Regions from separate parts of the Homo sapiens genome. Here regions 2, 3, 4 and 5 are each linked to region 1. The links are chromatin loops, found by intact Hi-C in ENCODE. Cell type or tissue: mammary epithelial cell. All regions are shown on one strand. Each heading gives the region's core, and the rest is flanking DNA. Links, peaks and the distances in the headings are about the cores only. Region 1 overlaps SPOCK1 (SPARC (osteonectin), cwcv and kazal like domains proteoglycan 1). Region 2 has its middle 68 kb from the start of CTB-1I21.1. Region 3 overlaps SPOCK1 (SPARC (osteonectin), cwcv and kazal like domains proteoglycan 1). Region 4 overlaps SPOCK1 (SPARC (osteonectin), cwcv and kazal like domains proteoglycan 1). Region 5 overlaps SPOCK1 (SPARC (osteonectin), cwcv and kazal like domains proteoglycan 1).

Region 1 (6,379 bases), core at 689-5,688:
ACACCACACTCTGCTTTGCCTCTCATGCTTTGGGTATTATTTTTAACATTTTATTCAAATTGCTTTCTCCACTGTATTTCATCAACCTATCATCCATTTTTTAAGCCAGACTGTTGACAGTTCACAGTTGACAATTTTGTTCACAGTTGATGAATTCTGATTTGTTTTTATTCACCCAAAATCATGTCACAGTAGGTGGAGGGGAGCAATCCTGAGGCTTTGCCGGCTTTAATAATTGGGCAGGAAGTGAGCGGCTGCTGACTGCACCAGTCAGATGCCAACATGCTGTTCCTGGCTGACGGGAGAATAACCACCCATTTCTGCACAGAGCTTGAGTGGCTCAGTGTTCATCTGGAAGAAGCTATGCACAGAAACAAGGGAAGGTCTTTGGTCTCATTTAGAACCTTATTGAACATCCATAAATACATGTGTTCCTTTCTGCATTTAACACATATTCACTGAGCATCTACTATGGGCCAGACCCTGGTCTAGGTGTAGAACCAATGGGACAAAGGCCTGTTTCCATGAAGTTCACATGGCAGGCATTGATGGGAGTCAGGGAATTAAGCAAGAGAGAGAAAGAGACAGAGAATAAAGGAGAGGGAATGATGTATGGTGTGATCAGTAAATCTTCTGGAAAGATGACATCTGAGCAGAGAACAGAATAAAGTGAGTCATGCAGCTCTCTGGGGAAGGAGGGTCAAGGAAAAAGGAAGCACAAAGGCCCAGGGTAGAAGATTTTGACTACACTTGAGAAACAGTGAGGAAGCTAGAGAGGGATGAGGAGAGCGGGAAGGACCATCTTAGTGGAACCGATGGTTGGCCTGTGTGTGACCCACGGCACAGTCTTTTATTCTCCCTCTCTCCCTCTGTGTGGTACACACACATTTCTATGAGTTAAGGCTTCCAAATAAGTCAGAGCCTTAAACTTCTTGAAGACCAAGCTGTTAAAAATGTAAAAGAGGAAAATGCTTTTTTTTTTTACAAGAGAATAGCAGCTACAAAATTTAAAAGAAAGGCTAGAGTTAGAAAGTCACCATTTTGAAACTCCTCATGTAATTAATTGAGTCAGAAAAGGACCATTTAATATTTGCTAAAAATTTTGGGTGAAAGTTATTAGAGAATGAAACATTCACACAGTCTTAAAATGTCTCCTTATAGTGTTATTATTACACAAAGAAGAAAATGCACACTTTCAATAAAACAAACGGCAGTCACCCCTTAACAAAGGGACCAAGGGTCCAAGCTAATACCACTGGCGGCGGGACAGGCTGGCATGTGCCTCCTAATATGCAACAAAAGAAAATACACAGTAGCACCTGTGAGGCACTGTATTAAAAAGGTTGAACCCGACTCTATGCATTAGGAAACAGACAAATCCAAAATTGAGGACATTTTATAACAGTCTGAACTCTAAAAGCAAACCAAACAAACCTGGGGCAGGTGGATTATCATACTAGAGTAATCATTTCTAATTAAAATAAATTAAAAATCGGAAACAAATGAAATGAGTGAAAGTTAACAGAACCTTGACTAATAATTATTATACAAAACACATTATTATACAAACATTTGGGGAAGAATTTCTGTGATGTTAATGTGAACTATATGCTAGGTGATATTATGGAATGTTCTTACAGGCATAATACCTACTAAGGTTAAGGTGGTTATATAAGAGAACACCCCTTTTCTTAGGGGTGAGGTGTCACAATGCTGCAAATTACTTCTAACTAGTTCAGGGGAAAGTACGTATGTATATACAGAAAGCAAGAGTACACAAATGTGCCAAAATACTAACGACTGCCAAATCTTTTTGTTTTGTTTGTGTTTTGAGACTGAGTTTCGCTCTTATTGCCCAGGCTGGAGTGCAGTGACATGATTTCAGCTCACTGCAACCTCCGCCTCCCAGGTTCAAGCAATTCTCCTGCCTCAGCCTCCCTAGTAGCTGGGATTACAGGCACCTGCCACCATGCCCTGCTAATTTTTGTATTTTGTTGTTGTTGTTGTTGTTGTTGTTGTTGAGATGGAGTCTCGCTCTGTCACCCAGGCTGGAGTGCAGTGGCGCAAACTCGGCTCACTGCAAGCTCCACCTCCCAGGTTCAGGCCATTCTCCTTTCTCAGCCTCCCGAGTAGCTGGGACTACAGGCACCCGCCACCACGCCCGACTAATTTTTGTATTTTTAGTAGAGACGGGGTTTCACCGTGTTAGCCAGGATGGTCTCGATCTCCTGACCTCGTGATCAGCCCACCTCGGCCTCCCAAAGTGCTGGGATTACAGGCGTGAGTCACCGCGCCCGACCTAATTTTTGTATTTTTAGTACAGACCGGGTTTCACCATGTTGGCCAGGCTGTTTTCGAACTCCTGACCTCAATAGATCTGCCCGCCTCATCCTCCCAAAGTGCTGGGATTACAGGTGTGAGCCACTGCAACAACTGTCAAATCTTAATGACGGGTATACAGCATTCATTGCATTATTCTTTAAATGCTCTGTACATTGAATAATTATTAAACTAATAGCCAGGGGAAGAAAATTTAACTTGCTTTGCCCAGTGGTGCTAGGAGAACTCTTCCCAGAAACCACTCCTCTTTTCCCTCCCTAAGCTCCTCCCTCCCCAGTGGCTTGCCACTCTCAGGTGTTGCAGTTACTGTCCCTCCTGCAGCTCCCGCTAGAGGGCGGCTCTCGGGGCAGGGACTGGATCCTATTTCCTGCTGTATCCAGGCTGGCTTACACCTGGTAAAGAGCTGACCTTCAGTAAGGATTTGTTAAAGGGCCAAGTGATCCAGGTTTTCCAGAAGCACAAAATTCTCTTGATTGATATCAGCAATTAGCTTTGCTCATTTTCTTACCTTGTTTATCTTGTCAGTGATTTAGCACACCCTTTTCTAGTGAGTGAGGAGGTAAGTTTCAGTCCAGTTCATGTACAGATTGTCACAGGCTTGGTTTTAGAGGCAAGGCTGAATAGTTTCTCTAAACTGTGTGACGAAACCAGTGGAGAGTCTTGCTGTCCTCCAGGCAATGCAACCAAGAGTGGCCGGCACCGTGGAGAGGAGTGCAGCCCTGACCTGCACGTGCAGGCCCACCCCCAGCAGGCTCCTGGCCCCTGCTTTAAGCTCCCAAACTGCACACAAGGGGAACTGCCTTGGCTCACCTCCACTGTTCTCACTTCTGGACATTTTCCCTGTTATCTCCTCTGCCTGGGATTTTGTTAGGACTGGACACTATTTTGACATTTTAAATTTCTGTGGGATTTTTTACTTAACTGGGATTTCGGAGAATAGTGCAGATGAGGAAGGACTTGAAGTTCCTGGGCCTGTCATCCTCTCTAGGAGATGGCTGGCCCCATGGAGGGAGGACAACCTGCTGTACATCAGAGAGGTGGGACCATGCACAGCCTCACCATGCAAGGCCTGGATGCAGCAGAGAGCCCAGACCCGAAGGGCTCTCAGTGAAGGCCCACAGTTGGGCCAGCTGCAGCCCTCCCCTCTTCCGAACGGGGCTCCAGTGCCTTTCCTCCAGGAAAGCTTTTCTGAGGCTCCTGCCTCTGTGCCCCAGGACAATTCTCTCATTGCACTCACCACTGGACAGTGCTTATCTGTTTACATATCTACTTCTTGAAGGAAATAGTATCTTTGACTAGAGCCTAGCATATCACAAGTACAGGTGCTCCTGAACTTACTATGGGGTTACATTTCAATAAACCCATCTTAAGGTAAAAATAATCAGAGATTGAAAGTGCATTTAATATGTCTAACCAACAAACATCATAGCTTAGCCTAGCCTACCTTCAGTGTACTCAGAACACTCACATTAGTCTACAGTGGGGCAAAATTATCTAAGATAAAGCCTATTTAATAATAAAAAGTAGGATATCTCATGTAATTTATTGAATACTGGACTGAAAGTAAAAAAAAAAAAAAAAAAAAAGAATGGTTGACGGGTAGCCAAAGTACAGTTTCTAGTAAATTCATATCTCCTTTGCACCATCTTAAAGTCATACCATTTTCAGTTGAACCATTGTAAGTCAGGGACCATCTGTGTCTTATACATTTTTTGTTTATTTATGGGATATATCTTATGTAACCCTATGTGAGAGCAGGTGTTAATACATTCATTCTATAGATTAAGAGCAGGTGTTAATACATTCATTCTATAGATGAAGAAACTGAAACTAGAGAAAGCAAATAACTGCCTCGGGGACACAAGGTGAGTAAGTAGCAGATTTAAAATTTTTTTTTTTGAGACAGAGTCTCGCTCTGTTGCCCAGGCTGGAGTGCAGTGGCATGATCTCAGCTCACTGCAAGCTCCGCCTCCTGGGTTCATGCCATTCTCCTGCCTCACCCTCCTAAGTAGCTGGGACTACAGGCGCCCACCACCACGCCTGGCTAATTTTTTTGTATTTTTAGTAGAGACGGGGTTTCACCGTGTTAGCCAGGATGGTCTCGATCTCCTGACCTCGTGATCCACCCGCCTCGTCCTCCCAAAGTGCTGGGATTACAGGCGTGAGCCACCGCGCCCGGCCCCCGCAGATTTAATTTTTAATTCAACCCCTTCACTTCTCCCTAGTCCAGTGCTATGTGTAATGACTCACAGACTTCTACAACAGTGAGGGGTTTGGCAAAGCCTTTACAGGAATCCTAGGAGGACAGAGAGGAGACAGAAATTATGCCAGAGCTCGGGAAAGGGAGAGAGAACAGGAGGTGCCCTGCTGGCGGCTGTGTGGTGCTGACCGGCAGGGAAGAAATGGAGTCAGCCAAATACAACCCTTGCTTGTCAACTGTGACTTGTCACTAGTGATAGTGATGTTAGTCAAAGCCACTTTAACATGTTGCAATTAGCTAAGCCAACTTACAGAAGTGAAGCTGATCAGCTCACAGACCTGAATCAGGTGATGTGGCCACCTTCTGTGTTCCAGAAGCTGACAGCAGCCAGACTTAGCCTCTCCTGGAGGCATAAAGGCCTGCAGCTATTCCTAGCTAACAGATTAACTGTGAAGTGTGATCATCAGAGCTCTCCCAAGCAGTCCAGAGCGGCCCAGCCAGGGCCTCAGAAGACAGTTCTGTTCATAGGATCTGGTCTCCGAACTTGACTCCCACCTGATGCAAGCTCCTAGAGAGAGCTGTCCATGCTCATACACCCTAGGGCCACATATAAGCTGTACCTTGAAAGTGGACAGGAAGAGGTTGCTGAAATAAATTCATCATCTTCCCAGAAACTCTAGGAAGTTGGAGACTATCACTTTCATTTTACAGATGAGAAGGAAAAGGGTAAGAAAGGAAAGAACACAAATAAGAATGAAAGAAGGAGAGAGCAAGAAAAGAAAGCTGTAGAGGAGGCATGGCAGAGGAGAGGAGGGAAGAAAAGAGAGAAGAAATACAAGGAGGAGAACAGAGGAGATGCTTCAAGTATAGAAAAAAGCACAAAACATCCCAGAGAGACTTGGGAGATGCAAGAGGCAATGTGGGAGCAGAGACCTCGTTCACATGTCTCTCGCCCAGCCTGGATATGTGGGCTCAGGCAGCGCTAGGAGAAAGGAAGAGGATGTTCTGAGGTGCTGGCACCTGCTTAAAATTAAAATGTCTCTGCAGCTATAAATGCCCTCGAGATGCCTGTCTCTCCAGCTGTCCTGGTTTCCTTGCAGGGGACCCAGCCCACACTAAGCCTCCTCTCCATGCTGCCTGTTCCCCACTGGCTCGGGCAGTTTACTCCACAGACAGAATTCACCGGAGGTGGAGGGCAAGTTGAGGTGGCACCTGATTCTATCATGACTCACACCTCTCCAGCTGTGATGGTGGGTAGGGAGAAACTCTCTGCCCAGGATCTGTCTGCATCTCTCATTACAAACCTAGTAGGGAATCTGACACCCAGGGCGCCACTGCTTACTGGGGTTAAAGGCAGGTCAATTTACATAACCTGTCCAAGTCTTCATTTCCTCCTCACTAAAGATAATCCCTACTTCCTGCAGCCATCCTGGAAGTAGAAAGGATAACTAATGATCTCTAGATCTCTAGTGCCTGGCAGCATTCCTGGCACATGGTAGACAATTAATCTTTGCTCCTTCCTCCATACCCCAAAGCCCACATTCATTCTCTTCTTCCTCCAATAGCTTCTCCATGCCGGACTGATCTCTGTAAAATGCAAATGTGTTTGTGACACCCTACCCCAGCTTACAACCATTCCTTGTATCCTGCTATCCTCAGACAAAAAGTAAAGACTTTTAGCCCAGCAGAAAAGGTCCCCAGAGATCTGTACCCCACATATCTCTCCACTCACATCTCTTATGTCTCTCCAAACACATGCTTACTGTGACCCAGCTTGCAGACCACGCTTACTCCCCCTCGGTCTCCTCGGCCATGTCCCTTGAGGCTTCCTCTTGGATG
Region 2 (6,379 bases), core at 574-5,573, 270 kb before region 1:
ATATTTATTATAGAGATAGTTAGTAATGACAAAGAAGTACAACAGCACAGAAAATACGGATAATCCTAATGCCAGAAATGGTGAGGCAAAGAATTTTGTCATTTTTGGTCATAATTTGGTCAAGGTTTTTTTTTCTTCTATGATTTTTTTCTTCATTTTGAAATGTATTACTCACAGTCCCAGCAAAAGTACAGGATATACTTAAGTTGAGTAACTTGAAGAGAATTTAGTAAACTTACTATTTATAAGAGAGTGGATGGAATATAAGGAAACCACAAGAGATAGTGCAGCACCTAGGGTTTGGTATTAGTGGGGATGACATTGCCACCTGGAGCTTGAGTGGGAGAAGACAATGGTCAGAACCCAAAACAGAGAGAACTGTGTAGGGACCACCTCCTGACAGCAAGAGGAGGTAGTGCAACATCACTGGGAGGAGAATACATGCCTCAGCCTCACTCTTCCCCTTCCCTACCAGTGGCTTCCTCTGGCCAAATACATCAGAAACCAGCAATCAAGGCTGCAGCCCATTTATGCAGCCTACACCCCTGGGCATAGGACAGGGTCAGGGAGTGTAAAGAGTCCAACTAGAGGGGCAAACAGAAGATATCCAGCCCAAACTGCCCAAACACACTTTGCTTTCATTGTATGATATTCGAACATTAAAGATAAAGCAACCTCTCCCCTACAAAGAGGTAAGCATTGTTTTACGTTTAGTGTATGTCTTCCAGACATTTTCCTAGTTTGTTACCTGTATAATATATGTCCTCATAATAGGTGCAATTTTGTTCTGCCTGTGTGGGCATGTGTTTTGTAAACAGTGTGATACAATACGTATTGTTAAAGAACTTGCTTTTTTACTCAACAATTTGTCTTGGACTCTTTTCACATCAGCATGTAGAGACCTGACATTATTTTAATCCCCTGTGTGGCATTCCACAGTGTGGTTGATAGGAGGGCTGTTCTCCAATGTCCTAGTTCTCTCTCTCTCTCTCTCTCTCTCTCTCTCTCTCTCTCTCTCTGGGCACATAGTAGGATGGGAGCATCCCACTCTACTAAACTCAGGTTGCCAGTATGATTGCCTTTGGTCAAGGAGATATAAACCCATGTCCCATATGTCACTCCCAGGCAAAAGCTTTAAGAGCTGACACATGCTTCATCTTTCTCTTTTCACTTGCTGTTGAGACTAGTGGTGTTCTCGACCAGCACTGCCTAGTAAAAAATATAATCTAAGCTGTTATCTAATTTTAAATATTCCGTAAGTCACATTTAAAAAAAGTTAAACACAGGCAAAATTAATTTTAATAATGTATTTCATTTACCCAGTATACCCAAACTATTATCATTTCAACATGCAATCAACACGAAAAACTATTAAATAAATATTTTACACTTTTATACTCAGCCTTTAAAATCCGGTATATAACTTACACTTACAGTGTTTATCAATTCAGACTAGACACATTTCAAGGGCTCAATAGCTCCATGTGGCTAGTAGCTACCATGTGGGACAGTGCAGTTCTGTCTGCATCTTAAGGATGATGGAGCTGAGCCCCAGCTGAAATGTGTTGAGTTACTTTTACTCACACTACAGTGTGAGAAATTTTTTATTGCTTTTTTTAAGGCATCGTGACTTGGATGTTGTTTGCTCCCACAGAATCACCTGATCTGTCCAAACACACATATCGTAATTCATTTAATCATTTCAATATGGGTGGACAAGCAAGTTGTTTCCAATTTTTCACTGTTATAACAAGATGTTGGTGAATATCTTTATGCACATTTTTGTGCTCAGATGGAACTTTTTATATCATAGGCATTTATATATTTTTTTACTTTAACAAATTTAAAAGGCTGTCCAACGTGTTTCAAATTTTCACTTCTATTAGAAATATGTGAAAGTACCCATTTTCCCCATATCCTTACCATTACCTGATATCATCTAATTTTTTATTTCAAATACTTTTTCTATTTGTTTTTATTTACATCTCTTATAGTTGATATAATATACAGCCCATTCTTCTAACATCGTATTTTTATATAATTAAAATTTTCTTGAAACTTTGTTTTTAAATGGCAGCATCAACATGTGGCATAGATATAGCAAGTCAATTTAACCATTTCCCTAGTTTCTTGGATATTCACATTGAGATTACTTCCAAACTTTATTATACATATCACCATAATGAACATCTTTTGTGCAAACAACATTTTATACATTTCACTTAATTTTCCTATGATAAGTTCTAAAAGTGTAGTTACTGGCTTGAAAGGCCCATACACATTTATAGTTCTTGGTATTTGCTAGCAGATTCTTTTTTCTTGCTAGAAAATTTGTATCGATTACAGTCCTTTAGGGAAATTTCAGGTTTTTATATGACATAAATTGAACATTTGCCATTTACAGATGCTTTTAGATACATTCTTGCATCTAATGCTTACAAGGGTTCCATAAGGTGAGCAAAAGGAAAATGACCTGCCAGGGTCACAGCGTAGGTGAGAAGCAATGCTGACATTTGAACTCAGCTTCAGACAACAAATTCAGGTTTGTTTGTTTGTTTTGCTGAATACTTCAATTGCTTCCTTAACATTGACCATGGAAAAATAGGCTTCTTCTTGATCCCCATTTCAGCCACAACTTGTGGCCCCAAGTAACTCATTAGTTTGGGTCTTCAAGGAGAGAGAACTAATATTACCAATGGCTTATTTCTGTAAAAATCCTCCTCCGTGCTTGAAAATAGGAATGTCACTCTATAATTTCAAGATGCCAGGTGAGGGCACTGCTGGCCCATAATTTGTTTCAGAAACAAAACAGAAATGGTCTCAAGAGGAGGCTAACAATTTTTTATATGGTTTCCCTCAGAGAGACACCTTCCACTGAAGGAATATTAAACTGGTGTCTGGCATAGAGAACTGTTTTCCAGTGGGACTCACTGGGGTTCTCTATTTGGCGGATTTATCCACACAGACCAACTTGTTTCAAAATGAAAAGGGAGCCATAATAAAGTAAGATGTTAAGCTGTTTTAGGTGGAAACCACTGCAGATATTTTCTAGTATAGTTCTCACTACTGCAGACAACAATAAAATGCAAATGGGGAAATAGAGCGAAATGCAAAATTTCCTTTTAGAGTTTAATAGAGTTGAGCCTATCAGAAAAGATTAGAAACAACTTCTCAACATTTTTACATTTTGTTCTTTGGATGATGTTGATATATTATAGTTTTAGCTGAAAGGAGAATGTTTGTGTTCTCTGAAGTCATCTATCCCTTGTTGTGATCTGAGCTTCTTTCTTGTCTGGACCATGGCCATAGTGTTCTGATCAGGGTTCCTTCCCCCATTGTCACATCTCCATACCCAACTCACCCTCACTCTGCATACTACATTCTGTATGAACTTTCTAAGGTAAAAGTTGGATCCTTTCACATCCCTTCTCAAAGCTCACCAGTGGTTCACCACCCTCTAGAAGATAAAAGCCTTCACATACCTTATACTACCTTCAAAATGAAGCTTCTACCCACTTTCCAGCTTCATATTATGCCATGCTTCCTGCATCCCCTCGTAATACTGTGCTCCAGTCACACTGAACTTCTTGCCTTCTGCTGTGGTCTGAATATGTCCCCACAAATTCACATGTAGGAAAATTAATCCCCAATGCAACAGTGTTGGGAGGTGGGACCTAATTGGTGGTGTTTAGATATGAGGGCAGAGCCCTCATGAATAATTAATGCCACCATAAGAAGCTCTTAAAGAAGTAAATTCACTCTCTTTTGATCTTCTGCTATGTGAGAACGCAATGTTCCTCCCCTTCAGCAGACACGGCAACAAGGTATGAGTTTGGTGCAAAAGTAATTGTGGTTTTTGTCCTTTCTTCCAATGGCAAAAACTGCAATCACTTTTGCAGCAACCTAATACCATCTTGGAACCAGAGACTGAACCTGCCAATGGCATGATCTTGGACTTCCTAGTCTCTAGAATTGTAAGAAATATACTTCTGTCATTTATAAAATATCCAGTCTCAAATATTCTGCTATAGCAGCACAAAATGAACTAAGATGCCTTCCCCCAAATGTGCTCTGCTCTTTAATATCACCAAAGTTTTATACCTACTCTTTTTTCTGCATAAGAGTTTATTCATTATTTTACTCAACCTACCAATCCCTCTCACTCTTTAAAACCCAGCTAGCAGGTCACCTTTCTAGGATATTTTTTCCCAAATCTCCAGATATAATCACTTGTATCAGTCAAGGTTCTCCAAAGAAACAGAACCAATAGGACACACACACACACACACACACGCACACACACATGCACACACACAGATACAGATAATAGATATCAATATGTGAGAGGGGGCCAGATGCCATGGCTCACTCTGTAATTCCAGCAGTTTAGGAGGCCGAGGTGGGTTGGATCACTTGAGCTCAGGAGTTTGAGACCAGCATGGGCAACATGGCAAAACCCCATATTTACAAAAACATGCAAAAATTAGGCAGGCATGGTGGCATGTGCCCATAGTCCCAGCTACTTGGGAGGCTGAGGTGGGAGGATCACTTGAACCTGATCCTGTGGAGGTTACAGTAAGCCAAGATGGCACCACTGCACTCCAGCCTAGGCAACAGAGCCAGACCATGTCTCAAAAATTTATATCTATCTATCTATCTATCTATCTATCTATCTATCTATCTATCTATGGGTATTTATTATGGGAATTGGCTTACATAATTTTGGAGGCTAAGCAGTCCCACAGTTTTTGATCTGCAAGCTGGAAAATCAGGGAAGCCAGCAGCCTGGCTCAGTCCAAGTCTGAAGGCCGAAGAACTGGGAGAGCTGAATGTGTAACTCTCAGTTCAAGGCCAAAGGCCTTGGTTGGGGGAGGGATTTGTGCAAGTTGCAGAGTTCAAAGGTGAGATAATCTTGAGTTCTGATATCCAAGGGCAGAAGATGAGTGTCCCAGCTCAAGAAGAGAGAACAAATTCAGTTTTCCTCTGCCTTTTTGTTCTATCTGGTCCCTTAATGGATTGGATGGTGCCTGCTCACACTTGGTGAGGGCAGATCTTTCTTACTCAGTCTACTGATTCAAATGTCAACCTCTCTCAGAAACACCCTCACAGACATACACAGAAATAATGCTTTACCAGCTATCTGAGTATCCCTTAATTCAGTCAAGTTGACACCTAAAATTAACCATCACATGACTCCTCTATTGGTACTCCCATGAGTGATCTTAGGACTACATTATGTTGCTATTTCTTATTTTGAGTGCCTATCAGTACCTCTGTACAGAGAGCTCCTACACGAAAGAGATCATATCTAATTCATCATCGAATTCCAAACCTAAGCTTACACTTGGCACATAATAGACCCTCAATAAACTATTATTATTTACATTTTGGTAGATAAAGAGGTTTTTCATGTCAGTAATCTGGCAGCATGCCATATACACCATTCTAAAATTTTATGGAGGTTCTGAGATATCATTATTCATAACTTTACAATTCATACTTACAAAGATGTTTGTGCTTACTTTTACTTCTATCTTCTTCTGGATTATTTGGTTTGGGCAGAAGGGGAGAGGATATCTGAGGTTAGAATTTGGTCCAATGCCAGCACAGGTTTTTTTTTAAAAAGAGATGGAATTTAAGTAAAGGGAGGAAGATTTCCCAAAGGGTAAGAAGGGAAACCTGCTCTGAGTATTTAACAGAAGAAAGCAGAAAGATTAAAGTGGAGAAGGAAGCAAGAATCCTTGAGAACAGTTTTGCCACATTGTAGGGAAGAGAGATGGGAGAGAACAGGAGTGAATTAGGGAGGAGAGAGAGAAGTGAGTTTAGGCATTTATTCCTCTTCCTACAACTTCTATTTCTGCCCCCAGTGGCAGATATTAGCAGTGGTGAAAGACAATTGCAAAGTTCTACCAACTCGCCATATTCGTTTAGATGGTAATAAACTCTGCATGATCATTACATCTCAAAATGTAGAAAGTCACTAAAGGGAACATTATACATTCAGAGATCTATAAAGCTTGTCACTACAGAGTGTATACTATTTTAATGAGTCTTAAACTCTTTACACAGGCCCTATATCCACACAGAGTCATAACCAATAGCCTATAAAAACACATGCCTGCACGTGTGTGCACACACACAAATATGGCATCTCACACATCTATTATCCCACCTGGGGCATGACTGTATTTTCCTACTGATGGATTGAGCTCTTGGGTTGAGATGAACCATCTGTCTCCCAAATGGATTTCTAGTACTTCAATCACATCTCCAGTAATCACTTTCCCTAAACACATTAGTGGGAAATGATGTAAAAAATAATTAAGCATAACTATCCAGTGCATTAGAAATTGATGGTATCTATGTTGTGTAAATTAGA
Region 3 (6,379 bases), core at 688-5,687, 140 kb after region 1:
CTGTACTTCTTATATTAGTAAGAACAGCTTGATAACATTTTTACTGATCATCTACTATGCAAAGTACTTAAAACGCCTGACTCAGTCATAGCAATCTTTTGTGGTAAGGACTACAACACTCTCCTTTTACTGATGAGGAAATTACAGCTCCGAGAAGCTAAGTAATGTATCCAAGGTATCGTGGTTAATAAGTGACAAGCGGGAATAGAAATCAGGCTGTGTGGCTCCAACCCTACTCCTATCCATTATACTGCACTATCTTACTTACCCAACCTTACCGCATCTATATTTCTACATAGGTATAGATGGTTAGAAGGAGAAGGAGAAGGAGATTTGGCAAGACCCAGCTCAGGATTGCCAACACTCACCCTTTCCTCCCCTAAGGCAGACATGGCTAATCAATTACAGAATTCTTCCCCACTGACTTGTGACCACAAATCCATTTCTGACTAATCAGAGTTCAAGATGAAGCTCGATCCTTTATCTTCATCTCTGGGATAATGGAATCCCATCAGAGGGGTGTAATTTGTTTAAGGAAGCACAGCTTGTTAGTGACAGGGTTGGAAGTAGAATCTTGGTCTCTTGACTTTCGGTCTAATGGGTTGATGGTAAGATCTCCCTATGCAAAGGACAGTGCCTTTTCTAACTGACCAGAGAGAAATAATAGAAGGTATACCAAAGATGACCACATCATCAGGTGCCAGAGGAGACTGCTCTAAATACAGCCCTAACACATGGTTCTTGGACATTGCAAGTTATCCAATTAATGACAACTGTAAAACAGCATTCCTGCTTTGTTCTGATTGAAATGAACAATTTGTAAAGCTGAGAAATTAACTTCCTTTCAAGGTAACAAATATTTGAAGTTGGAATCCCAGAAAACTTGTGAATTAAGCAAAAGAACAACAATGCCACTTATTTAATCCTTCTGGAAAGACTAGATTTTATTCACGCTTTGCTGGGAAAATTGACAAGTTGTATGACTCAGCTACATCAAACAAATGAGCCACTGGTCTCATTCCTGAGACACAGCAGAAGCAAGCTGCCAGAATTGAGTCCTATAGTAGCTAGTCAGATTCTTCCCCTACATTTAAGGTGTACAACAAGCACAGGTGGTCCCAAACCTGCCCAAGGAGGAGCTCCTTCTCATCAGACCACCATACCAGACAATACCACCAAAGGTAACTAGCTGCCAGGTACCTGGGCAGAGGCGGCATGGTGATATGAAAGAAAATCATCAACAAGGAAAAAAGCAGTGCCCAGGCTGGCTCCAAGCAGGCTGAAGTGGGACAGACAAAATGCAGGGTCCCCACCAAGGCACTCCTTTGTTGTAAGACCTGCAAGGGGGAACCTTAAGGAGGCATATGAGAAGAAACCTGTTTTATACAAAGCTCTCTTCCCTAGGATCTCACCTGGAATCTCTCCAAATAGATGACGGCTGCCAAATCTGCACACAGGAAATGCTAGCATCACCCTCTTAATTTGTCTAGTAGCCTTTTACACAAATACACTGTGTTCTTTGTGTGAACCTGAATTAATGATGCTAAGATGACAAAAATCACTCATTTAAAATTATTTGCAGAGTGGTAAGTAAGCAGGATTCTGGCAGTGGGTGTCAAAAGATCCTTTCATTAAATGTTAACTCTTCCTTGTGAGAGGTGGAGTTCAGTGGAGGCAGAGGGATTGGAAAAAGTAAGAGTATCCCAACACTTAGCAGGTCCTGCCCTGGGGAAAGCCAGACATCTCCGCTGCTAGAATGGGCCTAATGAGCCAGGAATTGGCATTGCTGCAAATATGTTTCTTTATAAAAGGGGATTCATTATTCCAGGACTCGCATTTCTGAATTCATGAAGGTAAAATTACAGCAATTAAGAATCATGCCTTTTTTTCTCCAAATGAATAGAAGCTCAAAATACCACCAAACAAAACTCCAGGTCAAATTTCATGAGAAAGTATACCTTATTGCCAGAAAACACACAGATGTGTGAAGAAACAATAACTGGCATAGTGCCTTTGCCCAATGTTCTAGAGCTCATCATGATCAAAGTATTCACTGAACATATGTCTGTCCAGGCTGTGTTGAGTGCTTAGGAAGCTGAGGTCTTGGCCCTGGCTGGGCCCCTAGTCTACTTCACTGAAGATAACCTAGGTGGCTATTTTTCCTGGAGAGACATGATGATTTTATAGGGCCTCCATGGTGTCTTTTAGAGCTGCTTTGCCTCCTTAGAGTGAGCAGGTCCTGAAGAAGTAATTAGAAAATGTGAACCTTTCTAGAGCCATGGCCTTCAGGATTCTCTTGATCTAGTCTCTAAGCCCTGGGCAACCCATCCAGTACTCCATCTGCCCCAGAAGTAGATTCTGAAAGAATAGCCCAGGGTATCTAGACACCATGCCCTCCATCTAGTGGGGGTCAGTTGCATCTCCTGACCCAGGAGGGTGGTGTTTCTAGATAGAGCAACAAGAACCCATGTTTCAGAGGGAGGAAGATGGGGAGCACAGAGACAGAGCAGTGCAGAACAAAATCAAATGACCTCAAAATCATGTCCTCCACATCCCATATTGACAACTCCTCATTTCCAAAAGCACCATTTTGGTTAAATCTGTGGAAAAAGAAAACAACCTTCTCTCATTTTGGGGGGCATGTACATAACTAATCCTTTCACTTGAGTCGCCCTGCCTGGCAGTGCCCCCCAGGATGCATTTTGAGTCACTCTCTATAGCACCTGGCTGTGAAGCCATGAATGGATCATCATTTTCTAAGTATTATCACACGCAAGGAACTGTACTTTACATGGATTTAGATTACTTAATCCTCAAAGAGCCCTGTGAGGTTGTTTGTATTTTACCCCACTTTATAGAGGAACAAACCACATCACATAGGATGTAATAATTTGGCCCACATCACCCAGGTCTGACTCCTGAGTCTAGTCTCCTAACCACTATGAACTCCACTGCCCTCTAGTGTAATTGTTGGGTTTCTCTAAACAGTGAGGACACTAAGGACAAGGACTGAGTCACAGTCATCTGTTTCGTCAGCACCTTAGATAGGAATCACTGCTCAGCAGGCACTGAGCAAATGGTCACTAAGAGGCTGTGTCAGCGAATAGGTAGGTGAGTGAGTGAATAAGTGAAGGTTGCTAGTCTCCATACTGAATCCTCAGCCTTTCTCGGGCACACACATGGTTCCAGAGCAGAAAATGTTAACATTCTAAAGAAAGTCTAGTGAAAAAGTCCCCCAACTTTTATTAAGATGTGTGACTTTATATCCATGTTTTCAAAGCATCTTTGCAATTATTCTTAGAATCACTCATTTAACACTCCAGCACAGTAAGCCAACAGCCACAGAAACGTGGCCAGCAGAAATATATCTGCTTAAATAGGTGTGTCTCACTTTGAGAAAAACTGGAATATAAAAACCCAAATATCTATGTAGAAACATAAATGGGGGAGGCATTCCAATTTTAAAAGGATTCACAAGTTTCCTCTAAATAGCCTGTTGCCTTGGAAATTTCCATTTTAAATGTCTGATTTTGGCACCTTCCAAAAATTCCATCTTTTAAATGTCTGTCCATCCTAAGGTAAATGACCAATGAGTTATAGTTACTAAGAAAAGCACATGGCTTCATGTTATAAAAGTCCAGGCCCATTTCAGAAACTGCCATGTGCATCCAGCTGCAAAAAAGCACTCGAAGAGACAGCACTCCTAACCCCCCTAAAATGAAAATTATTACAAGGCAATATATATGACACACAGAGGTCTTGTTTCAAGGAATCTGTCCCAACAAAGCAAATAAAAAATTCAACAGATCTATATGTTATGAGGGTGGTTGCCTCATCTCCGGGTGTCGAAAACAGCATGAAATTCCTAATAACCGAGACCTTTACACAACATCTTCGATGAGATATTTTCAGTTTCAGTCAATGACTGAGATGACAATAGATTCCAATTTTAGGAACTTAACTGTATTATTACAGCCATGAGGGTCCAAATATCAGAACCATTCATTATGATATGTGTTTAGACTGTAACTAAGTTCATTTTCTTGGCATGAATATTCATTATTTTTCTTTAATTGTTAAAATAAAAGTAAGTGTGAATGTCAATCTTCTCTTCCAAGAAAATTAGCATCTGAAATATTTCTGTGGAGAAACAAGGCAATAATGAAAATGATGAATGAATACTTCTCCTTCTGGGAATGTACACAACCAGTTATTCCTCCCACAGCATCTCAGGGAAGCAGCGCCCACCCTCCACAGGGCTCAGGCACTGGGTTTGTTTCTGTCTGATGAGAAAGCCTTGATCAGACTCCATCTGAAAAGGTCTTCCTGGTATCTGGCTTCTTTAACACACCAATTGTCATGCTTTTATTACTATTCCCATCACAGAGGACAGCATGAAGCCTCGAGTTTTCTTGTTTTATTTAAGGTACTCAAAACTCTGGCTTTTATCATGTCACATACATACGCCATCAGGAGAGAGGACAAAGCAGCTGCAGAGTATCAAGGGATCTAAAAACACACAGGCTGCCTGGGCAAATCCAGAGTACACTAAGAAGATCTGTTTAAGTGCTTCTATTTGATTCCCGCCCCCACTTCAGAGTAGGTGGGGGGAACCTCTCTTTGGGTAAGGCCAAGCAAAATACTCTCAGGGGCTCTGTCACCAAACAGTTCAGTTTCAGTATCAGAGCTTAAGTGGGAACAAAGGCTAACACCAGTAGCTAATAAGAGCATTTAGTAAATTTGTACATTTGCTTTCTGTGTATACATAGATCATCAGGGATAATTATCTATAGGTTTAAATAAGACCCTCAATTAAAGCATTACCTCTCCTGGATAATCAGACTCTTAAAAGAAGAGCACAGATTTAATACAACTATAAGAGGGAGACCCCCTTCACATATCTGTCAAGTGGTTAGCCAACATTTGTTTGGCCTCTACTGAAAAAGAAAAAAAGACAATGAAATTCTAAAAACAGGTGCTTGAAAACAGCAAGCACATCATTTATGTGTGGGTTTAATCACTTTCATGAAGACAGACATCCTAGGTAAGTCAAATTCATTCAACACAAATTAATTGAGCACCTACTGTGCTCCATGTACTCCTTTTGACACTAGGTCTGGAATGTGCTTTCTCAAAGGGGGCCACACTGTCCCTCAAGGGAGTGAAAACTGGTTTTTGAGGGATGAAAACAAAATCTTACACTTCTTTTTACATATAAAGCACAGATAGACAAATAGCATCTAAACAGATACACAGTATATTGGTGGCTTTAAATTTCAGAAAGGGGAGAGGCAATTAGGAAAAAAAAATTTAAGTCTTCTTAGGGAAGTGATAATGAAAAAAACTGTTGAGACACGCTGATCTAGAATGGCAAAACTCCCTACTCTTACGGAGCTAATAGTCTACCAGTGACATACAGATGATAAACAAGTATCCATGCTATGGCAAAAATAAAGCAGGGAAAGGAGATAACAACTGGGCAGGAAGAGACTGAGGATGGAGACAGGAACAGACCACCATTTCCATCAATTAATTTGTCACTTTTCTCCCAATCATGATATGAGAAAAATGAACTTTTGATGACAAATTAAAGGGGTAGCCCCTATAATCCAAGGCAGCCCTGTACATAATGTGCTATAACATGAAAAAAAAAAAAAGTAAAAAGCATGACAATGAAACAACAGGTGTAGCTATGGGGGATTGTCTGTTCTCTACGTATTAAAAACAGCATGAAATTCCTAATAACTCAGCTTTTGAAATATCATCTTAGATGACACATTTTCAGCACTTCATTTGTGCCCTTTATTTTCCTCTTTCCTCACAATTGACTACGTAGTTGGCTGTCTTAATTCCAGGGACCATCCATCTGAGACTAATGATTCACCATTTGGGGCCTGCTTAATGACTCCCAATGTTATCTCCACATTTGTGAGACCCAGGTTTCAACACATATTTTCAACAATGAGATGAAATTATTCTCATTTTATCACATGTTGATAAAATAATGAGCAAAAACATGTTCTAAATGTTCAAAAAATTGCTCAAACATGTAAGGTTGTACAAGCAAAGGTGATGGTCTTGCCAAAAACATGAACCGTTAGCTGACATGCCCTGCCAGAGTTCAGAATGTCTGCCTACTCAGGAACATCTGAAAAAAAAATATAAAGCTAGTGGACAAAAGGGTCATTTGTGGGCATCAGTTCATAATGTACAAAATAAAGTTTATGAAAAAGTTAAATCTGAAAAAGTTGGAATCACCTTAGTGCACGCACCTACTAAATAATAAGAGAATGGTTAAGAGTCATTTCTTGAAGTTTATTCCTGAGGTCTTTTTCCCCTAACTAATGATGCCAGAGAGATTCCAATTTCCTGCAACACT
Region 4 (6,379 bases), core at 546-5,545, 70 kb after region 1:
GTCAACAATTAAGAATGATTACCAGATGACCACTAATGATGAAAGTTTCTCAAGGGTTCTGAACACACAACATCCAATGGCGTTTCTGCTGCTTGAACAGCTTAGCAGGACATGTCAGTCCTTCATTGCCCCTTCTCACACTTCCACACACCACAGGATGAAGACATTTATAGATCTCAAGAAACCTGGGGACTAGACCACAGGCAGCCCCAGTCATAGTTATCAGCTGAGGCATTTTCCCCAACAGATGCCAAGTGCTGCAGCAGAGAACTTGAGATTTTCACTTGAGTGGATGTCAGAGACAGAGAAAAACAGGTTGGCCTAGGGTGATGGGTGTCAAAATCTGCAGTACTACATGACAAGCTTTGTGGCAGAATTTGAGCTTATTTTTGCCTCTGTATCCAACTTTGTTAACATGCCACACTGTCCTCCGGGTGGTCTCAACGGACAGTGCAATCACAAGGATCATGAATCAGCTGAGCAGATCCGGGAACAGCACAGACTCCAAGGCAGAGTAGCTTCTGGAACAGCACGGACTCCAAGGCAGAGTAGCTTCTGGGACTGAACCCTGCCTCTGCTGCTTGCTAACCTTGCTATACCTCACTTTCCTCTCCTGTAAAAATGGGGATAATAACAGCACCTGCTATTGCTTGGTGGTTGTCATGAACATTTAATGAGTTAATATCTGTAAGTACTTAGACCTGGAACATGCTAAGCACCTCATATGTGTTTATTAAGTTTTTTGTGTTTGTCTTTTTTCCCAGAGTAAATAATCAGTTTTCATAATAACAAAGAACCATAGTTAACACTCACTGAGTGCTTTTGACATACAGGCAGTGAACTCTGATTGGATTACCACATTTAATTTTCATAGCCACCAAAGGAGGTAGCTGCTATTAATGTGCAAGTCTTAAAAATAAATTGCTAATGAGAGATGCAGGACAAACCTGGTCTGTGACTCCAGAACCCAAACTCTTCACCAGTGTATGCTTGAAGCATGAGAATCTCCTACTATCTTCTTTAAAAAGCTGATTGCGGGGCTCACCTCATGCCAAGGGCCCAAGTGCACCATATTCTTAAGAGGCTTTGGGGGCAGAATGAGACTTACTGGGTAAAAGGAGGGGGCAGCCAGATTACCCAGTGCTGCAGAGGATGGTCCACGATTCCCTCTCAGTACACCCCACAGGATGAGGTCACCAGCCCTGATCTTTCCCCAGAGGCTGGGGTGCCCAGCTCTGGACACCTGAGCCCTCAGCCTACCCCCTCTGAATGCAGCCATCCCCCAACTGAGTCAAAGGAACCATGGTCTGGTCAATTTTGTTCCTGTAGTTTTGCCATCTGTCACCCTACCTTAGGCTAACTCCTGTAGACCACCCTCCACTTCTGGAAGCTAACATTTCTTTAAAAACAAAAAACCTCCAACCCAAAATACTAATAAATAAAAACTGTTCGTTATTAAACTCCCTACATACTTAACAATTTGCATACAGAAATCAAGTCTGCTAAAAATCAATTACTGGGGTCTGAATACTTCAAACATGTATGCAAATTATTTAGAGTAAATGAACTTCACAGAGCAACAAAACAGTAACAAATCAAGCTGTCAGCATTTGTTTAATCACCTCGCCGCATTTTGTTTTTGAGAAACAGCAACACTGGGATTGAAAGGGGATGAGGAGTGTGTCATTTCCATTTAAACTCAGGCCTCCCAAATACGTTTTACCTAGCAGCCTCAAGGCTCAGGGTGATGGATGCTCCTGAAAGGCACCCAGCACCAGTACTGGAAAGGACTGTGGCTGCACTTTGAAAAGGGAAGGATAAGAGATCCGAATAATAAGTGGCATTTGAGAGGCCTTTTAATAAGTAGGGGAAACTGTAGGTGAGAAGGTAGGAGAGGCAGCTGAGCGTGACAGCCCTGAGCAGAGTTCAAAGTTTCCTTGTCATGGTGCTATTGATTTCCTGGGGACTTGCTCCAAGTTTCAATCTCTCTCCGCATACAAGGAGTGAGAGGATGCAGACATCCCCAGAGGATGACAAAGCCCTGTGTCTTCTCTACCTCTTCTATCACCAAACCTGCAGGACTCCTGTGGACCCAAACAGGACAGCATCCCTAGCACAGAGCAGGCGCCCACCAAAGGTTAATTTTATCTTTCCCACCTATATGCAGAACTATTCAAGAGTCAACTGGCACCCAGCACAAATCCAATTATTTTTTTCAAAATGACTTTTTACAGAAACCTTTCTCAAGGAACAAACCAAGAATGAATTAATTTAAAGAGATTTGTTAAGCTGTAAAGCATTGAATTCAAAAGCCAGTTAATTACTGGTTCCATGTAACTTTTTTTGATTAATTTTATTTTTAAGCTCACTACTTGGTCTCAATTAAGGTGGTGATATTTTAATTATCTTAATTGTTTCTGAACTTGTTTTTCAGTTCAACGAGTTATTTTTTAATTAGCTACATTGATTTTAAAATCCTGAATCAAGCCTTTGCACTCTTCTTGAGCACATCCTATAGGCTAATTGGCAAAGGGTCATGACACCTAGCACAGCAGAGCTTGATACCACCTCAGAGATGCTCAGATGAGAAGAAGGTTCCATTTTGTGGGGTGGCCCAAAGGGTTCCTCACCTGGGGGAAATCACACACATTTGTGTTTATTCAATTAATATTTACAGAGTATCATTCAGCGTGAAGAATCTTTCTGCAGGCTAAAGGTGAATACAAAGAGGTGAGCAAAAAGATGTTCTTCCAGCTCTCCAGGGGTTCACCGTTGAACATAGGAGACAGGTGAGACAGGTAAGGTACCTAATTCAGCCTTTCAGGGGGTCAGGTGAGACTTCCTGGACAGACTGACATCTATGGAAAAGTAGGTTTAAACCAGATAATAGGATGAGGAAGAACACTCCAGATAACAGGAAGTTGTCTTTCCAGGGGTAAGAAAGTTTGTGGCAGGCTTAAGGAATTCAAGTGTTTCATGAGGCTGGCAGCAGTTGGAGCAAGCCGGTGAGTAAAAAGGCTGGAGAAGAGGCTGAGCCTGGTCCTGAAGGGCCTTGGAGCCACAGGGACCATGCTGGGGAGCCAGGGCCTTTGAGTTCCACAGTGCCTTCAACCCAGCATGCAAGAACCTGTGACCAGACTAAAGTCGGGGGAGAGGGGCAGGAAGAGGGAACCCTAAATATGCATTTTATGTAGAAAGTGGCACTTAGTAAGAACAGACACACTACATATATTCTCGTCCGCCAAATGACAGAGGACATCAGGGCTGAAAGGCCCAGTGGTCAACTCTTAGAACCCCTTTTCTCCTGCCAGGAACCTCCTTCCTCCCTCTCCCCAGGAACACCAAGCCACACAGGATTCCGGGAGGCACAAGATACCTGTTGAGACCAGTAAGCAAAAGATTAATCTAAAACAGCAGCTTGAACTCCTGGCCCACTCTGGTGAGTTCCAGAATCTTCCTCAGGCCAGAGGCCACTCGATTTGCAAAAAGTCCACCAGTTAAAGATGCCTTGTTGTCTCGCTGTTGCTTTTAAGACTGCTCTCTGCCTGAGTCATGCGATCCCAAGGTTCACGTGAAGAGCAGACACTCCCAGTGATTCATTAGGAGTGACTTAATGGACGACTGACAAAGAAATTACACCAAACTGTGAAAACCTCGTCAAGCTATGAGCAGGAACATTTATTGCAGCTTGTCTGTCCCCATGGTAACCCGTGCATGCATCTTGCCTCCCTTGTCTCCAGAGAGGCTTGTTCACCAGCTGACGACAGAGCCTCTCAGAATATAAAATAGAAGATTCTGCCCATAGGATTTTTGCTGTAACCAGAGAAGAATGGCAGCTTGGAAAGCCTCCTCACAATTCTTTCCTTTCATATTCAAGGGGCTGGCCAAGTTCTCCGAGGCCAAACAAAGGGCCTATTAGACATGTGCCTGGATAGGGCAGAGAGCAGAGTGGCATAAAGGTTGGACTCATGCATTTAAGGATTGGGGAATTGGTGGGGAGGGACACAGGACAGACAGAGACAAAGAGGCAGAGGAGAGAAAGATGAGTCTGACCAAAGATAGCCCTCCTGGGAAGAGACCTTTTCTTTCCCCTTTAAACTGAGGTCCTGGGGACTTCTTTCTGTGTCAAAGATAAAAGCATCTTCTCTGTTACATTATTTGTGTATGTGTGTGTGTGAGGTGGGGGAGAGGGTTATAAATTGATAACAGCCTTTTTTGGGGGTCAATTTTTTGGTTGTGCCCTTAAATGATAACAATTGTTAAATGTAGGTAGATGGGTGTATAGCAGTTTATAGTATCCTCTCAACATTTTGGTATACATAAAAATTATAACAAGAGAAAAGGGAAAAAAGAAACATCCTATGACCCAGCAAGTGAACATATTAGGCAAAAATGTTCATCTTAATAATCTGTAATAAGGGAAAATTATAACACTTTGAATGTCCATCTGTGTTAGTCTGCTCGGGCAGCCATAATGAAAGTACCACAGACTGGTGGCTTAAACAACAGAAATTTATTTTCTCACAGTGCTGGGGACTAGAAGTCTGAGATCAGGGTGCCAGTAAGGTGAGGTTCTAGGAGGGCCCTCTTCCTGGCTTGCAGCCAGCCAGCTTTTTGCTACGTCCTTACATGGTCTTTCCTCGATGCAAGCACTTGGAGAGACAGAGAGCCAGCCCTCTCTCGTGTCTCTTCTTATAGGACACTTATCCTATCAGCTCAGGGCTCCACTCTTTGGACCTCTTTTAACCTTAATTACTTTCTTAGAGGCCCCCTCTCCAAATACAGACATCCTAGGAATTGGAGCTTCAACGTGGGAATTTGAGGGGGATAAAAACATTCAATCCAGAACACCAACTGTAGGGAAATGGTTTAGTTAATAACATAATACATTTTTTAAACATCATGCAACTATTTTACAGAAACTAGTAGATCTATATTTGGTAACATAGGTAGATATTTATGATAAATTAAGTGAAAAGGCAAGTTGAAGATGAGAAAACCAATTTGAAACGGTAAAGTAACTTCCCAGCACCATAAAGCCTTAATGGCAAAGCCAGTACTCAGAACCAGACCTGCCTTCTTCCAAAAGAAGCGCCTTTCCCTTCCCTACCCTTCCTCTCCGGACAGCCACAGCCTCTGCCCCACTCACAGACCAGGGCCCTCAGTTTCTCCTGATTGCCCTCTATCTCATATCCTGTCTGCAGCAAGGAGACAATGACAAGCCATGACCATGGCCAGGGTCCAGAGCAGGTGTCCAGCCCTGGGTGATCTTGGCATGTGTCTCTGAGATGAAGGAGTTAAGGACTACCCACTACTGAGAGTGTCTGGGAATTGCTTGGCCCCTCTGCTCACATGCAAAGCAAGACATTATGAGCAACCACTGATAAGCCCAACATGGTAATTTACATGTCCTGATCATTAGAAAAGAAGGCGTTAAGAGGGGTCTGCCAGAGCAGCTGTGGAAATGTGTGTCATAAAATCAACAACCACAAAATTTTATTAGCCTGGGCAGCCAAGCCTCCCTTCTCAAAGCTATCATCTCACATTTTCCCTGCTCCCCAGCTGCTCTGACAAGGACCCTCACTCAGCATTTCCATCAAGAAATTGATTTCCCTTTGAAAGTGTGATGGGAGTGGAAAGAGGAAGTAGAAGGAAAGGGGGAATTAAATAGAAAGGAAGGGGAGGGAGAACATTACATACTCTGTCACCCAATTAGGGGGCTGACATGGAGACAATGACAACGACCAACTATAGAATAATGTACTATTATCCTAATTCAACAATAAAGAAACTGATACAGAGATCAGATCATTCTTAATTTACCAACTGGTAACTGACAGAGAAATGTTAAGCCTGTTTGTGGTCACACAGCCAGTGAGCCTGGATTTTAATCTTGGCGAGTCTCACACCAAGGCTGATACTTGAAGCCACTAAGCCACTAATGAAAATAACTTCTGATGGGGATAAAGGTGATGATTAAAGTGTCAAGCAGCAATGTATCACACCCCTCTGTCCACCTTCCCCAAGATTCATGTTACCCAGAAGACCTCATAAAAAAAGACTTCCTGTGAAAAAAAAAGATTGAGCTATCAGAAATCAAAGCCAAATTGCTGGCTATCTTAATAAGCTTGTATTACTTTTATAATGAATACAAAAGTGCGAGCTGCTTTTAAAGGCAATGCTGCTGTCCTGTGAACTTAACTCCCTCTGACTTAAGAAACAATAGTGACCAGGTGAACTGACTGTGGTTCCTTCCGTGAGGGGTTTCTGTGAAGTGTGCGTATGTTCCACACTGCTAATGGGGAGATGCATGAAGCCCAGCGCAGCATGGGACAGGGCAGTGTAGGCAACAGGAGCTGAGAATGGCCTGGCCTCTAAG
Region 5 (6,379 bases), core at 939-5,938, 240 kb after region 1:
AAGCACAGAGGGCTTTGTAAGAAATGTTCAGTCAAGAAGCAGAAAGAGCCTCTGCTTTTAGGTCCTACAGTGAAATTGCTGGAAGCCTTTTCTTCCTTGTTCCTTCCATCTCCTGGCCATGGAGTAAGGGTAGTGAGATCTGGTGGTCTCCAACCTTCAGGGACTTCAGGGGATTCGTCCCTGACCTATATTACTGCCGTTTTGGTGCAATGCAGGACACTGGAGAGGACATGGGCTTCAGCAGATCAGGAATAGGTGAGTTTCAGGAATGGATGGAGGGAAGCTCCAGTCAGATGGGAATGTTTAAAAACAAAACTGAAATTCTAACGGTGTACACAGCATAGTTAAAACATCCTTGTCAAAAAAGCCTCTTGGACACACGTTTCAGGAAATGAAGGCTCAGCTCCACAGGTATTGTTCTTCACCATGTCTGACACGTCAACCCTACAAGTCAACAGGTTGAAGAAAAGTCTGGCATTCACAGAAATAAAACATTACTGCAAGGCCACCTCCTTCCTCCAGAATGTGAAGCATTCATGACAAAAGAGAGAATTCACTAACCATAATCTACAAATAAAACTAGTCACGATGGGCATATTTTCTCTTATTTTACTCCATCAGATGAAACTAGTTTCCAAGATCCGCATAGCTATCAATTTCCCCCCTCAATTCATATTTTTATTCTTCTCAGTAGACACTTTATTTTTGTAAGCTGTACCCAGTTTTGTTTTGATAGCTCACCAGAACCTGGAGTAACAAATACTTTTAATTTGATTATTTAAAAAGTCTCATTAATTTTTCAAGCCACACAACATACACAAGCACAAATGAATTCACCAGACACCTGCAACCAGTGAAGGTTAATAGTCATTTAATGTAACTGCATACGTTACAAGCAATCTTCCTGTCCCACTGCATTTTCAAAGACCACATAAATATGTAATCCATTCCTCTTTTTTCCTATCGTAACATTCCACTGGGGCGATTCTGATGAGCTGTCCCCCCGCTGCCTCCACAGTAAAGTGCTGCGCAGTGGCTGATGGATAGATACTGGGTTTGAGTAAAGAGGATTTCTGCAGCCATCCATAAACCCAGCTCATTTAAATTGGTAGCTGTCGACTACCTGAGAAGAAAGAAAAGGCTGTCCTTAAATAATAAAAAAAGCATGGCTCTATTGTCTAGAATGTCAAGCAGAATTCCTATTTCCAGGTAGCAGCACTGAGGGACCACCTGATTATAATGAGGGGTTTGTCTGTCTTCTCAGCCCAGTCTCCTGGGAATCCCTCTCAGTACCTTGAGAAGAGGTAAGAGTGCTCGAGATTCCTCTCCCTGTAACTAGGGTTCTGGTGGATGGTGAGCCAGATAATTGTTTAGATGGCCAAGTGGGTTTGAAGTGGAAATAGAAACAAATCCAGGATGTTACTAGGAGACTACCCTTTGATTAATGGGAATTCAAAGATGAAACAAGTATTGCCTATTGTTTAATTTTCCCTTCTTTGAAAGTAAAGTGTTTGGGGAGAAAGCTAAGACTCTAAAAACCAGAGCATATATGAGACAGCACAGAGCAGGCCCTCCTTAAACTTTTCTCTTGGTCAAGATAAAATTTTTCCTAATCCCAAGACATGCTGCTGAGGGCAGAGACACTCAATAATGTGGATTTACTGACCGATTCACCTGCTTCTCTGTAGGAAATCAAAGTTCATTCATTCACAGACTTGCTCAGTGACAGAAGACGTTTAATAGATGTCATTCTATCCAGGGCATACAATTCATGCTTTAGCCCCTAAAATTTGCCAAGCAGTGCAGTTGAAAGCTAAAAAACATAAGTCACTTTCTCTATATCAGCAGTTCAAGTTTGTCCAATCTCTGCCCTCAGAGAAAAGAGGAGGCACACACAAATTCCAAGACTATATATCATGAAGGTTATGGAGCCTGTTTGAGACATCACAGAAACTACCCAGCTGAATTTTAAGCTGCCTCTCATCAGAGAACTGAGGATTCACAGATTTCCAGGGAAATTGCATTTTGAGGGAAATTCTTCTAGGTAAAAACCCATATAATTCAATGATGAATATTTCCTTTGGCCTTTAATTGATTTACAAGCAATGCTCCATGGCTAGCTTTAGGTGAAAGATCTATTAATTTAAAACCATTCATTACCCCTTTCTTTCATCTAACACATTTTTCCAATATGCTTATTGTTCACTATAAGTAACAGATTGACATCTCTCCAAGAGCAAGTCCTTTTAATACTTGTAAATGGTTTCTTGGAAGGCATCAATGATAAAACTAGTTATGTTTTCAGTAGAGTGATGCTAGGATACACTTTTATGCAATGCCATAAAACTATCCTTCTTATTTAAGTAGCATCAGCAAGACAGTAGAATAGGAAACCCGAGAGCTCACTTCACAACAGAAACACCAGCTTTAACAACAACACATGAGGCCGGGCGCGGTGGCTCACGCCTGTAATCCCAGCACTTTGGGAGGCCGAGGCGGGTGGATCATGAGGTCAGGAGATCGAGACCATCCTGGCTAACAAGGTGAAACCCCGTCTCTACTAAAAATACAAAAAATTAGCCAGGCGCGGTGGCGGGCGCCTGTAGTCCCAGCTACTCGGGAGGCTGAGGCAGGAGAATGGCGTGAACCCGGGAAGCGGAGCTTGCAGTGAGCCGAGATTGCGCCACTGCAGTCCGCAGTCCGGCCTGGGCGACAGAGCGAGACTCCGTCTCAAAAAAAAAAAAAAAAAAAAAACAACACATGATCCAAAAAGCCTTTATGAGAACTCCAGAATTCAGTTAGGAAGTCACAGTACCCCAGGCAACTCAAAATCAAGAACAGCTACATTGAAATGGGTAACAAAAAGCTATTTTATTCCAACTGCATCAATCCTTCTCCCAAGCCAGCACAGCTCATGATCAAAAAGAAGAGTCCAACTTGTGGATTCTCCCTTGGGAGGGAAATTGAAGAAATTGAAACACTTCCAATGTTCCAGCTTTTCAGGAAACTGCCCAAGGGACTGGTTTCTGTCCTGCCTGATTCAGAGTGCTGATGGGAAACTGACATACCTTGGATGCCTGGTATCCACAGAGAACAAAAGAGAGCTCAGAAGCTTGTGGCAGCACCAGAGAACTTGTAGTATCACACAGAGACACCAGCACAGCTTGCCACAATTTTCAGAAAGCACCCAACTCATGGCTTCTCCACTGGGAGGGAAAGGAAGGGTGGAATGTATATATTGTGTTCTGGCTTTTCAAGGGCTGCTAGAAGGAGTGGTTTCTGTTTTGCCTGACTTAGAGTGCTGACAGACTTAGAAAACTTTGGATACCTGGGAGCCAGAGAACAGAAAAGAGCTCAATGCCAGAAAAAGCGCCAGAAAACCTGAAATACCTCATACAGACACCAGAGGGAGCAAGAGGCTACAAGCGCCTGAAAAAGAGACCAGCAAATCTCTCTAAATGGGAAATTACACACACAAGCCTAGAAAAGATTTCTCTCCCCAAAAGGTTAAGAGACGCTTGGAATCTCTAGCTGGGCTGATTGCTGAAGGTCTTTCCCTATAAGAAAAACCATAAGGACTGGGGAAAGTGGTTGTGTTTTCAAATGTGCAAATCCCAACACAAAATTATAAGGCTCACAAAGTAATGGGGAAACACAGCCCAGTCAAAGTTACAAAATAAATATCCAGAAATTGGTCCTAAAGAAAAAGAGTTATATGAATTATCTCATAAACAATTCAAAATAGCCACCATAAAGATGCTTAACAAGCTCAGGAAAATTGTGTATAAACAAATGAGAGTGTCTGTAAAATGAAAAAGAGTATTTTTTAACCAAAGAAATTTGTGACCTGAAGAACACAAAAACTGAGTTGGAAATTTCACTAGAATAATTCAAGAGCAGAACTGTTTAAGCAACACAGAATCAGCACACTCAGAGACAGGTCATTGGAAATTATTCAGTCATAGAAACACCAACCAGAAAAAAAAAAAAAAAGTGAAGAAAGCCTAAAGGACCTACTATGGGACACCACAGAGACCAATAGGTATATTATAGGTATTCCAGAAGAAGGAAAGACAGACAAAGGGGCAGAAAGCTTGTATGAAATAATAATGGCTCTGGTAAAGGAAATGAACATCCAAATCCAAGAAGCCAAATAGATCTCAATCAGAACATACCCAAAAAAGTCCACACTGAGATACATTATAATCAAGCTGTCAAAGGTTAGACAAAGAGAGAATTTTGAAAGCAAGAAAAAAGTAACTCATCACATACAAAGGAGTCTCCATGAGACTATCAGTGTATATATCAGCAGAAACTTTGCAGGCCAAAACAGAGTAGGATGATATATTCAAAGTGATTAAAAAAGAAAAAAAAGGGCCAGGGCGGTGGTTCACGCCTGTAATCCCAGCACTTTGGGAGGCCGAGGCAGGTGGATCACGAGGTCAGGAGTTCAAGACGAGCTTATCCAAGATGGTGAAATCCTATCTCTACTAAAAAAATACAACAAAATTAGCCAGGCATGGTAGCAGGTGACTGTAATCCCAGCTACTCAGGAGGGTCAGGCAGGAGAATTGCTTGAACCCCAGTGGCAGAGGTTGCAGTGAGCCAACATCATGCCCTAGCCTGGGCAACAAAGTGAGACTCTGTCAAAAAGAAAAAAAAAAGAAAAAGAAAACTGTCAATCCAGATTTGTGTGTCTGTGTTTTTCAAAAATTAAGAAAAATTAAAGGCTTTCCTAGATAAACAAAAGCTGATAAAATTTATCACCACTAGACCCGCCTTATAAGAAAAGCTAAATGGAGTCCTTCAAGTTGAAAAGAAAGAATGCTAAAAAACACTGGTCAGCAACATAAAAGCATATATAAGTATTAAGCTCATTGGCTGAGGCAGGCAGTGAACCCAGGAGTTCGAGACCAGCCTGGGCAACATAGCAAAACCCCATTCTTACTAAAAAATACAAAAATTAGCCAGGCATGTTGGCACAAAACCTGTAGTCCCAGCTACTCAGGAGACTGAGGTAAGAGAATAACCTGAGCCCAAGAAGTCGAGGCTGCAGTCAGCCATGATTGTGCCACTGCACTCCAGCCTGGGCATCAGAGTGAGATGCTGTCTCAAGGAAAAAAAAAAAAACACACACACACACAAAACTCACTGGTAAAGGTAAATATATAAATATTACAAATACAGAATATTGTAATACTCTAACAATGGTAGGTAAATCACTTAATTCTGGCATAGAAGTTAAAAGACAAAAATACAAAAATAACTATAAAGGTATGTTAATGGATACACAATACAAAAGATGTAATTTGTGACAATAACAAAACAGAGGGGAGAAGTCAAAGAGTAGAATTTTTGTATGTGACTGAAGCTAAGCTGATATCAGCTTAAAATAGATATTACAACTGTAAAATAAGCCCCATGTAACCACAAAAAACCTACATAAGATACATAAATGAAAATGAGAAAGGAATCAAAGCATATCCTTACCAAAAAAAAAATCAAAAGAGGAAAAAAGGAACAAAAACACTAAGAGACAGGCAGAAAACAAAGTGCATTTTAGTCCATTTTAGTATCACAGGAAACCTGAGACTGGACAATTTATAATAAACAGGAATTTATTTTCTCACAGTTCTGGAGGCTGGCAAGTCCAACACTGAGGGGCCAGCATCTAGTAAGGACCTTCTTGCTATGTCATAACGTGGTAAAAGGAATCATGGTGAAAGGAATCACATGGTAGAAGAGCAAGAGAGAGAGAGTAAAAGGAAGATGAACTCTCCCTTTTATAACAAACCCACTCGTGCAATAACTGTTATTTCATTCACTCCATTCTCATGGCCTAATCACCTCTCATTAGGCCCCACCTCCAAACACTGCTGCACTGGGGATTAAGTTTTTAACATGTGCATTTTGGGGAACATATTCAAGCCATAGCAAAAAGTCAATAGTAAGTCCTTCCCTATTGGTAATTATTTTCAATGAAATTGAATTACATTCCCCAATCAAAAGACATAGGGTAGTTTAATGGATTTTTTTTAAAAGAAAATGAGACTATTTGCTTATTTTAGATTTTAGGACACACACAGGATGGAAGTGAAAGGGTGGAAAAAGATATTCCATGCAAAAAGTAACCAAAGGAGAACAGGGTGGTCATATGTATTCATACAAAATAGACTTTAAGTCAAAAACTGTCATAAGAGACAAATAAGAACATCACATATTGATAAAAGGGCCAATTCACCAGGAAGACATACCAATTATAATTATATTTGCACCTAACATTAGAGGAGCCAAATATATGAAACAAACATTGACATGACATGGGCTCAACAGAAGGGGAAAAAAAAAATAACAAGCCATACTTTAGAAGGGATTAATA

The links. Hi-C counts contacts between places; a loop is a spot of excess contacts. Peaks named below come from ENCODE experiments on the same cell type or tissue, not always from the same donor. Only the 100,000 strongest peaks of a DNase experiment are listed, where the experiment ranks them.
Region 2: a loop joins it to region 1, with 5 times the contacts of the local background. A loop is called at or near these places in 5 of 110 quality-filtered maps.
Region 3: it touches region 1 in a loop (13-fold over the local background); 17 of 110 quality-filtered maps call a loop at or near these places.
Region 4: a loop joins it to region 1, with 7 times the contacts of the local background. A loop is called at or near these places in 6 of 110 quality-filtered maps.
Region 5: it touches region 1 in a loop (9-fold over the local background); 7 of 110 quality-filtered maps call a loop at or near these places.

What each region holds. Positions count from the first base shown.
Region 1 is chr5:137,072,703-137,079,081 of GRCh38, forward strand. All of the region lies in intron 5 of SPOCK1 (SPARC (osteonectin), cwcv and kazal like domains proteoglycan 1), which reads right to left. Among named protein-coding and RNA genes, the nearest start is that of CTB-1I21.1, 340 kb to the left of the region's middle. In mammary epithelial cell, for the core only: a CTCF peak has its summit at 2,668 (motif pointing right); a DNase peak (open chromatin) is centred at 2,659; H3K27ac peaks cover 335 bases.
Region 2 is chr5:136,799,800-136,806,178 of GRCh38, forward strand. No RefSeq gene overlaps it. Among named protein-coding and RNA genes, the nearest start is that of CTB-1I21.1, 68 kb to the left of the region's middle. In mammary epithelial cell, for the core only: a CTCF peak has its summit at 2,782 (motif pointing right); no DNase peak of the experiment used is centred there.
Region 3 is chr5:137,217,665-137,224,043 of GRCh38, forward strand. The region is part of intron 3 of SPOCK1 (SPARC (osteonectin), cwcv and kazal like domains proteoglycan 1); the gene reads right to left. Among named protein-coding and RNA genes, the nearest start is that of SPOCK1, 280 kb to the right of the region's middle. RefSeq lists a silencer at 2,934-3,083. In mammary epithelial cell, for the core only: a CTCF peak has its summit at 2,954 (motif pointing left); DNase peaks (open chromatin) are centred at 1,007 and 3,017.
Region 4 is chr5:137,142,924-137,149,302 of GRCh38, forward strand. All of the region lies in intron 3 of SPOCK1 (SPARC (osteonectin), cwcv and kazal like domains proteoglycan 1), which reads right to left. Among named protein-coding and RNA genes, the nearest start is that of SPOCK1, 350 kb to the right of the region's middle. RefSeq lists an enhancer at 2,541-3,740. In mammary epithelial cell, for the core only: no CTCF peak of the experiment used is centred there; a DNase peak (open chromatin) is centred at 3,628; H3K4me3 peaks cover 325 bases; H3K27ac peaks cover 2,554 bases.
Region 5 is chr5:137,317,220-137,323,598 of GRCh38, forward strand. All of the region lies in intron 2 of SPOCK1 (SPARC (osteonectin), cwcv and kazal like domains proteoglycan 1), which reads right to left. Among named protein-coding and RNA genes, the nearest start is that of SPOCK1, 180 kb to the right of the region's middle. RefSeq lists an enhancer at 2,535-3,034. In mammary epithelial cell, for the core only: a CTCF peak has its summit at 3,407 (motif pointing right); DNase peaks (open chromatin) are centred at 3,082 and 3,382.